Linked DNA regions of Homo sapiens: regions 1 and 2 are each linked to region 3. A link is a contact called in ENCODE Hi-C or POLR2A ChIA-PET data. All regions are on one chromosome and are shown on one strand. Each heading gives the region's core, a stretch centred on a gene start or an enhancer-like site at or near the end of the contact. The rest is flanking DNA. Distances are from core to core; before and after follow the strand shown. Region 1 holds the start of MAP2K3 (mitogen-activated protein kinase kinase 3). Region 2 holds the start of PRPSAP2 (phosphoribosyl pyrophosphate synthetase associated protein 2). Region 3 holds the start of AKAP10 (A-kinase anchoring protein 10).

Evidence for each region. A loop is a pair of places that touch in the nucleus more often than their neighbours do. ChIA-PET counts read pairs that join two places held with the same protein, here RNA polymerase II (POLR2A). Pooled maps may share reads with other maps.
Region 1: a loop to region 3 is called in a pooled map, with 10 times the contacts of the local background. The contact joins the promoter of MAP2K3 here to the promoter of AKAP10 in region 3. A Hi-C loop is called at or near these places in 1 of 37 single-sample maps with no recorded cell type and 10 of 50 pooled maps. POLR2A ChIA-PET finds 5 or more read pairs at or near these places in 1 of 52 experiments (PC-9).
Region 2: a loop to region 3 is called in a pooled map, with 14 times the contacts of the local background. The contact joins the promoter of PRPSAP2 here to the promoter of AKAP10 in region 3. A Hi-C loop is called at or near these places in 5 of 50 pooled maps. POLR2A ChIA-PET finds 5 or more read pairs at or near these places in 2 of 52 experiments (H1 and activated CD4-positive, alpha-beta T cell).

What each region holds. Positions count from the first base shown.
Region 1 is chr17:21,281,619-21,286,332 of GRCh38, forward strand. MAP2K3 (mitogen-activated protein kinase kinase 3) reads left to right here and starts at 3,093. Exons shown (of 12, transcript NM_145109.3): 1 at 3,093-3,351. The coding sequence starts at 3,303. RefSeq lists an enhancer at 2,165-2,665 and a silencer at 2,552-3,081.
Region 2 is chr17:18,855,335-18,859,611 of GRCh38, forward strand. It overlaps PRPSAP2 (phosphoribosyl pyrophosphate synthetase associated protein 2), which reads left to right and starts at 2,797. Exons shown (of 12, transcript NM_002767.4): 1 at 2,797-2,927. RefSeq lists enhancers at 648-1,148, 667-716, 737-796, 2,576-3,148 and a silencer at 2,895-3,254.
Region 3 is chr17:19,975,189-19,980,088 of GRCh38, forward strand. AKAP10 (A-kinase anchoring protein 10) reads right to left here and starts at 2,640. Exons shown (of 15, transcript NM_007202.4): 1 at 2,404-2,640. The coding sequence starts at 2,491. RefSeq lists a silencer at 2,348-2,537 and an enhancer at 3,010-3,723.

The DNA.
Region 1 (4,714 bases), core at 1,843-4,342, 1.3 Mb after region 3:
CATGGCCACCAAGTAGGAATGGTTGGTGACAAGACAGAAGGCTAAAAAAGGAAGGTAATCTTGTGCACCTGACAAATAGAAAGAATAAAGGATCAAAATCGAAGGCAGGCTACAATAGTATCAAGAAATTCTTAAAAACCAAAAAGTGATTTGGAAGCACAAAACTTATAGTTAATGCTATTGAGTCAGCCTCTCTTTACAGCCTTCTGTCACCCCAGGTCCTGCCCACCTCAGATCATGCTTGCATCCTGACTTTGGCCACAATCCTTCCCATCCAGAGACTCAGTTTCCTGCATCCACAGAGAGCAGGTTTGGGACTTTTCTCCTAGGAATCAAGGTAAGAGGCAGCCTCTTGTGACCCATGTCAAACATTTATTCTGCTTTCTGCATGGTCATGGAGTTCCCCAATCTGACTGTGCCACTTACAGACAGAAAGAAATCAAGAGATGTCACTATAGCAAGCCAGCAAGAGACCTTTGTCTCTGATGGTTCTTGATGGTACTTCTTGAGCTCCAGTGGTGCAGCTGTGCATCCCAGTCTGGCCCTCACCTGGTCCTCATGTGTGGCCCTTTTTACATCTCCAACCCATTGCCTCTGCTGTTCCTTTCCAGGGATGCTCTTCTTGCTTCTCTGCCTGGTAAGCTCCTACTGGTCCTTAAAAGTCCAGTCTCAAAATCACCTCCTCTGAGAGGCCTTCCTTGTCCCCACCCAGATGGAGATGGCTGCATCACCCAGGCACCCTCCTGGGACTTTTGCTCATGCATCTATTTATAGCACTCACATGGAGTTTTGTGATTCCTGAGCTGTTTATCGGGCTCCTGACTAATCCCCAAACTCCTTGTATGCGAGGGCCTGTCTGAGTCATCTGGCCGCCAAGGAGGTTGGCACGGGACTGGAGTCGCTTCACCCTGGTCTGTGGATGCTTTCCTCCTTCCTTTTTTCATTCCTCAAATATTTATCAGGCACCTACTATGTGCCTGGTTCTGGGCTATGCATTGGGAACACAGCAGGGAATGAGGCTCGGATGGTCTGGAGGGAGAGCTGTGTTAAAAACTGAGTCAGTAACAAAGACATCAGCAGCATAAGTGTTGTGCCTCAGTCTGGGGACCATGATGAGAAGGCCTCTTAGGGGTGTTCATTTAGGAAGCGGTCTGAGGGATGAGAGGGAACCAGCCCCAGGAGGCTTGAGTGGAAGAATGTTCTGGGCAGGAGCAGCAAGGGTGAAGCTGCTGCGGCAGGACCATCCCTGGCACATTTGAGGGGCAATACTGAGACTCTTGAACATCCCAAGAAGCAGAGTGCACAAGGCGGAGTGTGGCCTTGTGCAGAAGTCAAGGCTGTTGGCCAGTGCCTGAACCCAGAAAACTCGCTGGACTAGCCTTGCAGTTCTGGTAGAAAGGAAGCTGCTCCTGGATGCCCATTTTACAGACGGATAAGCACAGGTCACCAGGGATGATATGGCAAGGATGGAGGCAGCCCACAGTGTTTTCAAACTCACATTTCCTGGGCACCTAGTGAGTGCCAAGCCCTAGGCCAGGTGTTTCCACTCCTGAACTCATGAAACGCTTTCAGAGACCTTATTGTCCCCATGGGATAGGTAAACTGAGGCACAGAGCTGCTCAGTGACTTCTTTAAGGTCATCCAGCTAGTAAGTGGAGGAATTGGTATTGGAACCCATACCTATCTGAGCCCCAGACTCATGATTTTCCATCCCACTGCCTGGGAAGGGTGAACAGGAGACGCAGGAAGAGAATGGTGATGGCTGCAAGGCTTCCCTCTTATCTCCTGTGGCTCCCCACTCTGTGCATGGGGCCCTGCATCACCCCCACTTTACACCTGGGCAAGCAGAGGTCAGGCCCGGCCTCAAGCCTTTCTAGCAGGTGGTGGAATCTGCTTCCCTCACGTGAGGTCCCTGACAGGGTACACATGTCTGCCTGGAGGCCAGGGGCTGACCCCTTGACCTTTGCCTGGTACATTCTGCCTTCACTAGCCCTGGCTTTACATCCAGAGTCATCTGTTCCCAGCGCCAGATTGGTCAGCGGTTCCTGAAATCCCCCGAGGTTCCGTGTGGGAGCAGAGGGAGGACTGGCCCATCCAGCCATTATGCAGATGGGCAGACTGAGATCCTAGGAGGAGAGGAGAGAACGAAGGTCCAGGAGAGAGCCAGGATGGGGCCTCGGGGCTCGCGGGATAAAATGCACCGCATGCCGCCTCACTCCCTCTGAGACACGGTTTCCCCCTGTGTAGAACAGGGGCAGCAGTAACCAGCCACGAAAACTCCTCGTGCTGCCTCGTCACCGGGCATCGCTGAGCTCACCACCGACCCCGCGCCCTGGCCGGGCGCCTGGAGCGCGGGCGCGGGCGACGTTTGCTGGCGCCAGGCCCTCAGTGCGTGTTAGCGAGCAGCGCCGGGAGATAGCTGTCACCGCCGCCCGCTCACAGATGCGTAGACTGAGGCTCAGGTGTCACCACCTGACCAAGGCTAGTTCCGCTACAAAGCTGCCGACTCGGATCCGAACCCGGGTCCAATTTACAGAAAAGGAAACTGAGGCCCAGAGACACTAGGGAGCTTGCTAGGGTGAGGCAGCTGCAGGTTCAGAGAGCCAGGAGGCAGCCCAGCAGCGCACTTTTAACCCCCGCCCACTTCGGCAGGCCCAGCCGTGCCACCTTTAGGGATCTCGGGTTTTTTCCAGACGACGCACCCAGGAGAACGCGCCCGCGCATCGCACCCGCCGGGGCTGCGGGTCTGGGGGTGCCGGGCTGGGCCTGGGCGCCTGCAGGGAGCAGCGGGCTCAGTGGGTCCCGGGAGTGGGTGGGGCTTGCATGTTGACGGGCAGCGCGAGGGGCGCGGCTTTAGTCCAGGGGGCGGAGCCTGACCGGACCTGGGTTTTTCGGGCGGCTGGCGGACTTGACAGAGAGCGGGAGGGGCCCGGATCCTGGGCCTAAGGAGGGTGGGGCGTGTGCTTGACAGGCAGGGACAGGCCGGCGTCTGATAGGCAGAGGACGGGCCTTGGAAACGAAAGGACCAATCGGGCACGCAGGGGCGGGGCCTGAGTCAGCGCAGTTCGGCCGGGGTCTCCCCGGCGCTGCCCAGTCTGTCTCCGGCGCCGCCCGTCGCGGACTCGTCCTTGCTGCAGTCGCCGCCGCAGTCCTCGCCGCAGTCGCCGCCGCCGCCGCCGCCGCCGCCGCTGCTCCTCCGCCTGGCCTGGGCCGTCTGCCCGCAGCCATGAGCGTGCTCGGCCCCGGTGGAGCCCGCAGTCCTCTAGATTAGTCTCCACCGCCGTCCAGGACCCACTTGCAGCATGGAGTCGCCCGCCTCGAGCCAGCCCGCCAGCATGCCCCAGTCCAAAGGTAGGCGCTCCCGGCCGGGACCTCGGCCTGACCCCGCGCCTAATCTGGGGCCGGGCTGCAAACCCCGACCTTTCTTTGGTCCCACCCCATCCTGTTCTCGACCTGGCAGCGGCGTCCGGTCCCGGAACCCCTTCCTGTTCGGGGTCCCGGGACCAGCCCCCGCCTGGGCCCTCACCTGGACCCCCACGTTAGGCCTTGGGACTGCACTCAGGCCCGAGATCACCCAGGCTGGACCCAGACTAGGACTTTGTTCTGCTCACCCCATCCAAGTCAGGAGCCTCATTCTGACCTCATTTGGGCCTTATGGCTGCAGCCTGGACATGAACTCTCCCAGTCTTCTCCCTCAGCGGGACCCAGGTGAGATTCACACTGGCCTTCACCTGGGTCCTTGGGCAGCACCCAGTCCCATTTCTAGCTTCGGGTCCCAGGGCTGTATCCAGGTTGGGATTTAACTTGAGTCTCCATCTGGGCCCCAGAGTGCTCCTGTTGTTGCGGACCTCACTGTACCCCCTATGCGGGTGCTCTGGCTACACCCCAGCTCGGAACTCCCCGTCCTTCTCTCCCCCAGCTCTTCTTATCCTTATAGGCCCTATGTTGCCCCTTCCCTGGCTGGCCTGCACCCTGTCCTGCAGCCCTGGGCTCCCAGGAACCTTCCTTGTCCTCCCACCCCTCCCTAAGGTACAGCCCCCTCTCTACCGGCCTCTCTCTGTCTTGAGTTGCAAGCTTCTCCCTGCACTGGGGGTTCTCACCCCATCTTATTCTTGTCCTGGCTGCCTGGGATCTGGGCCAGCCGCCAGGCCAGGGTGCTGGCTGTGCAAGGGATTTGCTCTTCTCCAAGTAGCTGGCCTTCCTGGAAATTTTTGTGAGGTGGCAGCAGCAGGATTTGTCATGCGGAGGGGGAAGGATGAAACTCGGAGGGCAAAAGGGGAATTTTTTTTTTTTCAGGAAGAGGAAAGGATGTTTTTGGTGCGTCGGAGTTTCAGTAGGCTGGGTTGTGCGAGAGATTTCCAAACCGGACATAGCCGTAATGAATGGGCTGCCTCCTGGCTTTCTGAACCTGCAGCTGCTTCACCCCAGCAAGCTCCCTGGTGTCTCTGGGCCTCAGTTTCCTTTTCTGTAAATTGGAAGTAATCGCACCTGCTTCTGTGGACGTGGGAGTGTGGTGTGGGGTGGTGAATAGTAAAGAGCTCTGAGGCGTTCTCTCAGCGTAGCACCTGGCGCAGAGCCGGTGCTCACCAGGGTACACTGGCTGCACACATCTCGCTATTGTTTCCATTCTTCTTGCTGGAAAGGCCTCCACTGCTGGAAGTGCAGCCTCAGAGTGAGCAGGAGGAAGCACCTAGCAGCGGGCACCTAGTGGGCA
Region 2 (4,277 bases), core at 1,547-4,046, 1.1 Mb before region 3:
AGCGTTTTGGAGGTCGAGGCGGGAGGATCACTTGAGCCCAGTTCGAGGCGGCAGTGAGCTATGATTGCACCACTGCACTCCAGCCTGGGCAACAGAGCAAGACTCTGTCTCTTAGAAAAGTTTTTTTTTTTCCAGTAATATTATTCTTGTATGGTGCAAACACTATATAATGCTGCGCTACTGCCCATTTTCTTTCCAGAAAGGATAAGGCACTCAATTTTCCAGACATTTCTTGAGTACCATACTTGTGCCAGGCCCTGGGAAACAGTGATCAGCAGGAGGGACGAAGAGCCCACCCTCATGGGGCTTACAGTGTACAGGGGCTGAGGTGGTGATATTTGTCAAATAACCACCCAAACACTTAATTAGAAATCGTGATAAGCCCAATGAAAGAAAAATACATGAAACAGTTTTATTTGGGAAGGGAGTGGTTTAGGGAAGACTCGAAAGTGACAATGGAGCTATCAAGTTCAAGAAGGAGTTAGTAGGGGAGGAGGCTGCAGGAAGAAGTGCACGCCTGGAGGCAGGAACAGCATGTGTCCCGGTAGTTCAGGGTGGCGGGCCCAGGCGGGTGAGAAAGGGCAATGGAGAAGGAAGGAGAGGAGACCGTGCAGACACTGCAAGTGCCAGAAACCCGATCCACACTGGCTTCAGAGGGTGGAGGGGAGGTTCTTCTTGGCTTCCATAATAGAAATGTCCAGGGACCTACCGACTTCAGATTCAGCGCAAACTCATCTGGGCCCGGTCTGTATCCCTCCCTCTCTTTTCTCTCAGCACTTTCCTCAGGCGGTTCCCCTCCTGGCATCCCAGCAGCTGCAGCATCAGCAGGAGAGAGTAAGCCTCTCCAGTCCCGGCGCAGGGATGGAGACGGTGTTTCGTGGGCTCCGATTGGCTCAGTAGCCTATCTTTGGAGCGAATCAGCGAGCGGAGAGGGATGAACTTCTCTGACTGGCCAGATCCAGTCACATGCCAACATGTGACGCGTGGAATCTACGCCAGCCACAGCAGAGAGGTGGGGGTTGTGACCGGAGTTAGATGCCAGCGCAGAAGGGACGTGAGCCCAGCCGAGGTACCGCTGAAGAGGAATCAATTTTGGTATGCAGATAATCACTGGGCTCATGGGTCTTGCTCTTTACAAAGAGGTATGTCCCTGTAAAGTTGTCAGGCAAAGGAAATGTTTCAAACGACTCCATTTCACGAAGTCTCACCTAATTTACAATTCGTTAGTTGAGATGCTTGTATTCTTCGTTTCTAAAATAAGACGTTGAACCATAAAGACTCTAGCTAGCTCTGCAACCTCTGATGAATATTTCATGCCTCATTATTGTGAAAAATCCAAAGCAGAATTGGAGAGAAGATGTGGTATAGGGATTAGGTAAGTGAAGACTGGTGCAAAGCCTCCTGGGTCGAAATTCTGTCCACTGCTTTGTCATTGGAAAAGTTATTTAACGTCGTCGTCTCAGTTCCCACAACTATTAAAATGGAGAGGATAACAACACCTACCTTATGCTCTTGTGAGGATTAAATAAGTTACCGTTAATATATGTAAAGCACTTAAAAGAGGACCATGTGTTTGCTATTATTATGTTATACATACAATAAAGAGTAAACATTACCTAAGTTATAAAGAACTTAGGCAATGGATACCAAAAGTACTAATTCCTTTATAATAAAAGAAAAAAAGGCGACAAGGCAAATAACGATAATAACTGATAATGGCTGGGCGCGATGGCTCACGCCTGTAACCCCAGGACTTTAGGAGGCGGAGGCGGGCGGATCACTTGAGGTCAGGAGTTTGAGAACAGCCTGGCCAACATGGTGAAACCCTGTCTCTACTAAAAATACAAAAAATTAGTCGGGCGTGGTGGCGCACACCTGTAATCCCAGCTACTCGGGAGGCTGAGACAGGAGAATCGCTTGAACCCGGGAGACGAAGTTTGCAGTGAGCTGAGATCGCGCCGATGCACTCTAGCCTGGACAACAGAGCGAAACTCCGTCTCAAAACAAAAAACTAACAAACGAACAAAAAACTGATCATTTATTATACACCCAGAACTGTGCTTTTAGCACAGTTTTGTTTTGTTTTGTTTTGTTTTTGAGATGGACTCTTGCTCTGTCACCCAGGCTGGAGAGCAGTGGCGCGATCTCGGCTCACTGCAACCTCTGCCTCCCGGGTTCAAGCGATTCTCCTGCCTCAGCCTCCTGAGTAGCTGGGATTACAGGCGCGCACCACCACGCCTGGCTAATTTTTTTTTTTTGTATTTTTAGTAGAGATGGGGGTTTCACCATGTTGGTCAGGCTGGTCTCGAACTCCTGACCTCGTGATCCGCCCGCCTCAGCCTCGCAAAGTGCTGGAATTACAGGCGTGAACCACCGCGTCTGGCCGTATTGTCTCATTTAATCCTCACAACAGTCTTATGGAATGGGTGCTGCTATCTTTGTTTTTCAGATGAGGAAACAAGCTCAGAGGGTTGAAATGACTTGTCCAAGGTTACAGGCCAGTGGAGGCTTGAACCCAGGTATTTGTAATTCCAAATGTCATACTCTGTCCACATTCATTCCTTGTAACCTGCCTGGGCTGTCACAGTTGGTGTGGGGCTAGCAGCTCCCCAGGGACCAAAACAGGCGCATCCCCGCCCACCGCCCCGCCCATCGTGCCAGCCCGACTCCACCCCTGTGGCTACACCCACTGCCCCGCGCCTTACCCACTGGTGGGCCACGCCCACAGCCCCCAGCTAGGTGCCTCCGCTGTCCGGGCTCTAGTCCCGCCCTCGCCCCTCCCCGCCCACCGGCCTCGCAGTCACCGCGGACGCCAATCTTGTGCATGGAGTCGCCATTTTGCTCCTAGAGAGGCCGCCAGGAGACCCGGCGCTTTCTTCCTTCTGCAGCTGAGGCTGCGGCGGGGCCGGGGCTGGGGTCGGGGCCAGGTAGGCGGGCGGGAGCCAGTGGCGAGCGGCAGCGAGGGCTGGCTGGCTCCGGCATTGCGGGGCGCAGGTGCAAGGGGCGGGGAGCCCGCGGCGCCGGCAGGCGGACGGGTCGGGGTCCCTGGGTGGTGGCTGCTTGGGGGCTCACTGGGGCGATCTCGCGCCCGCGGCCCTTCCATTTTTCCCTCCCTTCTTCCTCTCCCGCCAGGGGTCGGCGGGGGCGGGGGACGGGCGTCCGGTGCCTGGGCTCTCTCCTCTCCCTGAGGCGCCGCTGGGGAGTCGAACCCTGATGATGGGACCTGTGGTGAGCAGCCCTGAAAGCAAGCCCAGACCCAGCCATTCTCCGTCCCTAAGCTGACACGGAGCCCCTGATTTTAATTTACCTGGCTTTGCTAGTTACGAATATATCTCTCACCTCCTAAAGGATGATTTTATCCAACTCAGAACTCACCCCAGCAGAGATTGAGGGGGAACCGTGATGAAATTTTTAAGTATTCTGCTTGATGATAATAATTTTTCTCTTATGTTAATGTTGGCTCCGTTTGGGTGTTTAGCTTTTGAAAGGAGTATGAAAATGCGGAATGGGGCTTTGGGGCTTGAGGTGTGATCTCTAGTGTTTAAAAAATTTAATTGCACAAATAGAAATAATTCACCCACATTATTGAACCCCACTAAAGCATATCCTTTTTGTCCATATTCCTTTCCTGCTGCCCTCGTGTGTACCATTATTACTCAGTTGTGATTTGAGCTCGTTCCACTTAAAGTCATTCATAGATACTTTTGCGTCGTGTTGAATATTTATTGAATTTCTATTCTGTGTTTTACTTAATTACTTTATTATGGAACCTTTACACAGGTCTGGTGTACTTGTTCTTTGAAAAGTCTTATGTTGACCACCATCACTGAGCATATAGCTTTTTCCTTATTTCCTTGGGATAATTACCCGAAGTGGAAATACCGAATCAAACTTCTGTTTTCTTTCTTTGGCACTATTATATAAATTGTTTTCCAAACAAGGCATGTTTACAATAGACATTTTTCAAAATCTGGGTATTTGTCCTATTTTGCTCTCTGTATGCAGAATTCAGCGGGGTGCCAAGTCGTTTTCTGTGTGGGTTGAGAGACAGGCTGTGCAGCCCACTGTTGCATAGGACTAACTACTACAAATCATGCTGAGACCGAGCTATTTTTGCTGCTTAGAGGCTTTGCAGCCTTGAGTAAGTTTCTTCATCTGGAAACCTAGCTTCCCTGTCTAAAATGGGTCTCATTCTAGTGCTTGCTTCACTGGGTTGTCATAAGCATTGTGAACACTCAGATGTTAGGCATGAGTTAACATTGTGTTGGAGAGATAAG
Region 3 (4,900 bases), core at 1,390-3,889:
GCAATTTTTTAAATGTTTTGTACAGGTCTCATGTTGCTCAGGCTGGTCTTGAACTCCTGGGTTCAAGCTATATTCCTGCCTCGGCCTCCTAAAATACTGGGATTACAGATATGAACCACCATGTTTGGCATCTCGGCATTAGGAATAAAACCTAACCATGGCCCGTAGAGCTCTCAATCACCCAACACTTGCCTACATCTATGCTCCAGTCACAGTAGCCTTCTTTCCTCTCTTGAAGGGCACCATGCTCTTTCTTGCCTCCTGGCCTTTGAACATGCGATTCCCTGGCCTCTCTAGTTACCTCCTACTGATCCTTCAGCTCTAAGTTTCAAGGTCACCTGCTGAGTCCTCTAACATCTAACCAAAATGCATTTCTCCTCTTAATCTTTCATAACACTTTACTCAACTTGTAAGTATACACCTATACACACACACTTACATGGAGCGAAAGGGAGAAGAGAGAAGATTTGTTTGCTTATTTATTATCTGTCTACCCCAGTAGACAATAAGCTCCATGGGTGCAGGGACATTCTCTGGTTCACTACTCAATCGTGAGGGCCTAGCACAGCACCTGGCAGACTCTGGACACTCAAAAGGTATTTGTTGAATAGAGACAACAGTCTCTTGTGCAATATGCAGTTTGCCTCATTATTCTTAGAATGTTTTCCCCCCTTAAAAAAACAAAAGTTAACCACTTCAATACCAATAAATTAGAGAGCTATTAGGTATACCCCTGCCTTACCAATAAAGCTTCCTCCTACTATTTTACCGGTTTCATTCATTAAGCACTTTCATGCATTCATCACCTGGCATCAGTTACCAAAACCGTGTACCCACTTAAGAAGAAGTATTTAAAGTCATTCAGAGTTCAATGGGCCTTTGGGAATCATCTAATTCTCAGCTGACAGAAGACAGAAAAGTAGGTTAACTGGTCTGCCCCTGTTACAGTTAGCAGCAGAGCTGTCATATGAAACCAAGTTCGATTTTGTTTAGTGCTTTTTCCAAAACCCATTTCTGGCTGGCCGCGGTGGCTCATGCCTGTAATCCTGGCACTTTGGGAGGCCGAGGTGGGAGGCCCACTTGAGGTCAGGGGTTCAAGACCAGCCTAACATGGTGAAGCCCCGTTTCTACTAAAAATACAAAAATTAGCCGGGCATGGTGGGGCATGGGTAATCCCAGCTACTTGGGAGGCTGAGGCAGGAGAATCGATTAAACCTGGGAGACAGAGGTTGCAGTGAGCCGAGACTGAGATCGCGCCATTGCACTCGAGCCTGGGCAACAAGAGCGAAACTCCGTCTCAAAACAAAAAAAGAAAACAAAACCCATTTCTGTCTGGTACTTTTTTTTTGAGACGGAGTTTCGCTCTTTTTGCCCAGGCTGGAGTGCAATGGTGCTATCTCGGCTCACCGCAACCTCCGCCTCCCAGGTTCAAGCGATTCTCCTGCTTCAGCCTCCCAAGTAGCTGGCATTACAGGCATGCGCCACCACCCTGGCTAATTTTGTATTTTTAGTAGACACGGGGTTTCTCCATGTTGGTCAGGCTGGTCTTGAACTCCCGATCTCAGGTGATCCACCCGCCAAGCCTCCCAAAGTGCTGGGATTACAGGCGTGAGCCACCGCGCCCGGCCTCTGTCTGGTACATTTTATCTGAAGCAACAGGAATTGACAGGAAAAATCACTGCTGTCCACAGACCCATACTTGCTCACTTCGGATATGTATTTTTAATGAAGTGCAACAACGTTACCCAGAATCAAAATTAAGCTGTTTCTACGTAAACATTGGGCAGGTAATACAACTGGAAATCAAAAATGTAAGTAGTTCGTTTGTAAGTTAGGGTTCCAGTAGTTAGCAAACTTGCCAAAGTCATCAAAAGTAGTGGTCTTCCTGTTGGGGAACTTTAGCAATAAGTAATTTTATTTTAGTAACAGCAGTAACTACCCCTCCCCCCAAAGAGGAAATTGGAAGACAGCACTGGGTGAAGAAAACAATTTTTTCACGTGTTGCTTTTAGACATAAAACCCTCAACATTTGGAAACTTCAGACTTCCATAATAAGGTTCTAAAGAGATTTCCTTGATCTTGATCCACGGTCCTCAAAGAAACACAAAAAAACTAACCCCCACCTAAGAACTGTTCTTAACCAAACAGGCAGGAACTTCTATGGGCTTTAGCAATCGCTTCTGAACCAGCGCGACAATACTCCTCTGACCTCGCGCAAGAAGGCCACCTTCTCCCTCCCAGAAGAGTCCCGGAGCAGAGCAAGGCACTCAGGGGGCATCTGCGCCGAGGTCGAGGCTCGCTGAAGGCCTTGCTGCCGCCTTGGGGAAAGCCCTCGCAGGCCCACCTGCCCCACCGCCGCCCCTGAGGCCCGGCCTGACTCCCCGCCGGCGCCCCCTCAGCTACCTTTCCGCCGGAAGAAGGACATGGCGGGGCCCGGGTCGGGACGGAGGGTGCGGGGGGACTGGCGCGGGGAGGGCCCGGCTCCCCTCATTCAGCAACCGGCCCGGACTTCCGGGTCCAGAGGGGCCGCTGCACTAGCGCGAAAAGGGACCCTTCTTCCGGGAGTGGGCCCCACCGCCTCCTCGGGATGCCCAGGCAGCTCCAGCCGCCATATTATCAACAAGCCGCCCGCCCGGAGTTCCGGTCCTTCCCCGCGCTAGGCTTCACGGGAGGTCAAGCGCCGGCCCCGCCCCTTTTCCCCATCCCCCTCCCGCGGGTGCAGGGGCGCACGCCCGCATCGCCCACGTGACCCGCGCGTGCTACCCGCGCCTCTTTCCCGGGCCCTGGGTGCCTGGAGCGAGCCACCGTTCCTGCAGCTGTTTTGTGGCGTCTGTCGCCGGCCCCCGGTGGAGCGCTGCAGACCCAGTCTCTGCAAAACTAACTCCCTGGGGCGGGAGCCCTCCCAGCAGCTGGAACGGGGCGGGCCTTAGGTCCCCGGCTTCCGGCCCCTGGGTACCCTTCAAATTGTGCCCTTCTAAAAGGCAGGGTCAACCCTGCCACGCTCCAGCTCGACCCCTCCTGCTCCTCCGTTTGAGTTTTGCTCACAGGCGCTGGCCGGCACGAGCAGCTTCACCCTGCACCCCAGTCCCTGCTTCCTCAGGAGAACCCGCCACGGCCTGCGGGTTCGAGGCGATGCAGAACCCTGATTAGGAAAAGGCACAACCTGCCGCATGCGGAACCAGCAGCTCCCTGGATCATTAGCGAATGAAAAGGGGAAGCGGGCTTATTTCGGAGTGCAGTCCCTGCGAATGCTCAACTTTGTAAGGGACTGCAACATAAAAGCCTCGCCAGTATTTAAAAGCTAGCTCCAGTGAATCATCCTTGCTCAAATGCCATTTTCCTGTGAATCTTCTGACCCTCTACTCCCAAAGCAAAATCAATCAAGCCTCCCTGTCTTTGGTGCTTCTTAACACCCGGCGAGTGCGCTCAGCGGCTGAGGTTGTAACTGCTCCCTGGGGTTGGGGTTGGGGAGGGCAGGAAGGTAATAGTAACTCAATAAATGTTCGCTGGGGTTTTTAAACCAATGAAGTTTATCATGTGACGGATGGGGAAACAGGCCCAGAAGAGACAACTAGCCCAAGATTGTTCAGAATGTTAGAAATACCAAAATTGTTAGAAATAGATAATCGGTGCCACGAAGAAAAGTCAGCACGGAGACAAAAGATCTCCAGCAAGGCAATCTTTACTTTCTGCAGAAAGGGTGCTCAATCGCAGATGGAACGATGTCGAGAGCACACCTGAACAAAGGAAAAGCAAACATATTTATCCCTTACGCATTTGGGTCGTCCTCACTGCTATGTCCTGCATCCATTGGCTGGAGCGGGACCTCACACTCTTAAACTGATAGCCGATTTGCTAATAGCCTAAAACTTTCTAAATAGGTAAGTGCAAGGAAGAACGAAGAAGGAGAGGAAGTTGCTTACCGAAAGGTTTAAGGAAGCAATAACATTTCCAAATAAGGAAGGGGCATAGGCTGTGAACTGGAACGTGCCTGTGAGCATGTCCAACAGTTACATAGGATAGGGCTTAACAAAGAGTTATTAGCACAAAGCAAGGAGGCTTGAAGAAAGTTAGTCTTTAAAATAAACTATTACTTCTAACACTTATGATGTATTCTTTAACAAGAAGGGGAACTTTGAAGAGGAAACTTTTTACTTTCTACAAGAATGTCCAAGTTTAAGACTATAACTAGAACCCGAAATAGGCAAATCCCTTAACCTGCTCTAATAATAATATGGTCTTTTCACTATATTGTTAGAGCAGGTTAAAAGATTTACTTATTTCATTTCTGGCCAGATGCAGTGGCTTATGCCTGTAATCCCAACACTTTGAGAGGCTGAGGCAGTCAGATCACCTGAGGTCAGGAGTTAGACCAGCCTGGCCAAGATGGCGAAACCCCGTCTCTACTAAAAATACAAAAATTAACTGGGCGTCGTGGCATGCCTGTAGTCCCAGCTAATCAGGAGGCTGAGGCAGGAGAATCTCGAACACGGGAGGTGGAGGTTGCAGTGAGCCAAGATCGCGCCACTGCACTCCAGCCTGGGCGAGAGGAAGACTCCTTAAAAAAAAAAAAAAAAAAGATGTGCCTATTTCGTTTCAGAGCATGGCATGTTTGCAAGTGCATGAAAGGTAACCAAAACTGACATGGAAATTTACTATGCGACGGTACTGTGCTAAACCCTCCAGATGAGTAATAGTCCTTGGAGTCAGTCCTGGTATCTGGAAAACTAGGCACTGAAAAATAAAGTCAACTGCTCAAGGTCACACGCTAACTAGGGATGAAGCCTGGATTTCAAGGTGAAGCCTTTCTCCAGTTAAGGACAGCGCGTCCAGGCGCACTGGACGGAAGCAGCGCTGGCAGAGGCTCCGGACGTCCGGAGTGAGCTGGCGCCGAATGGAC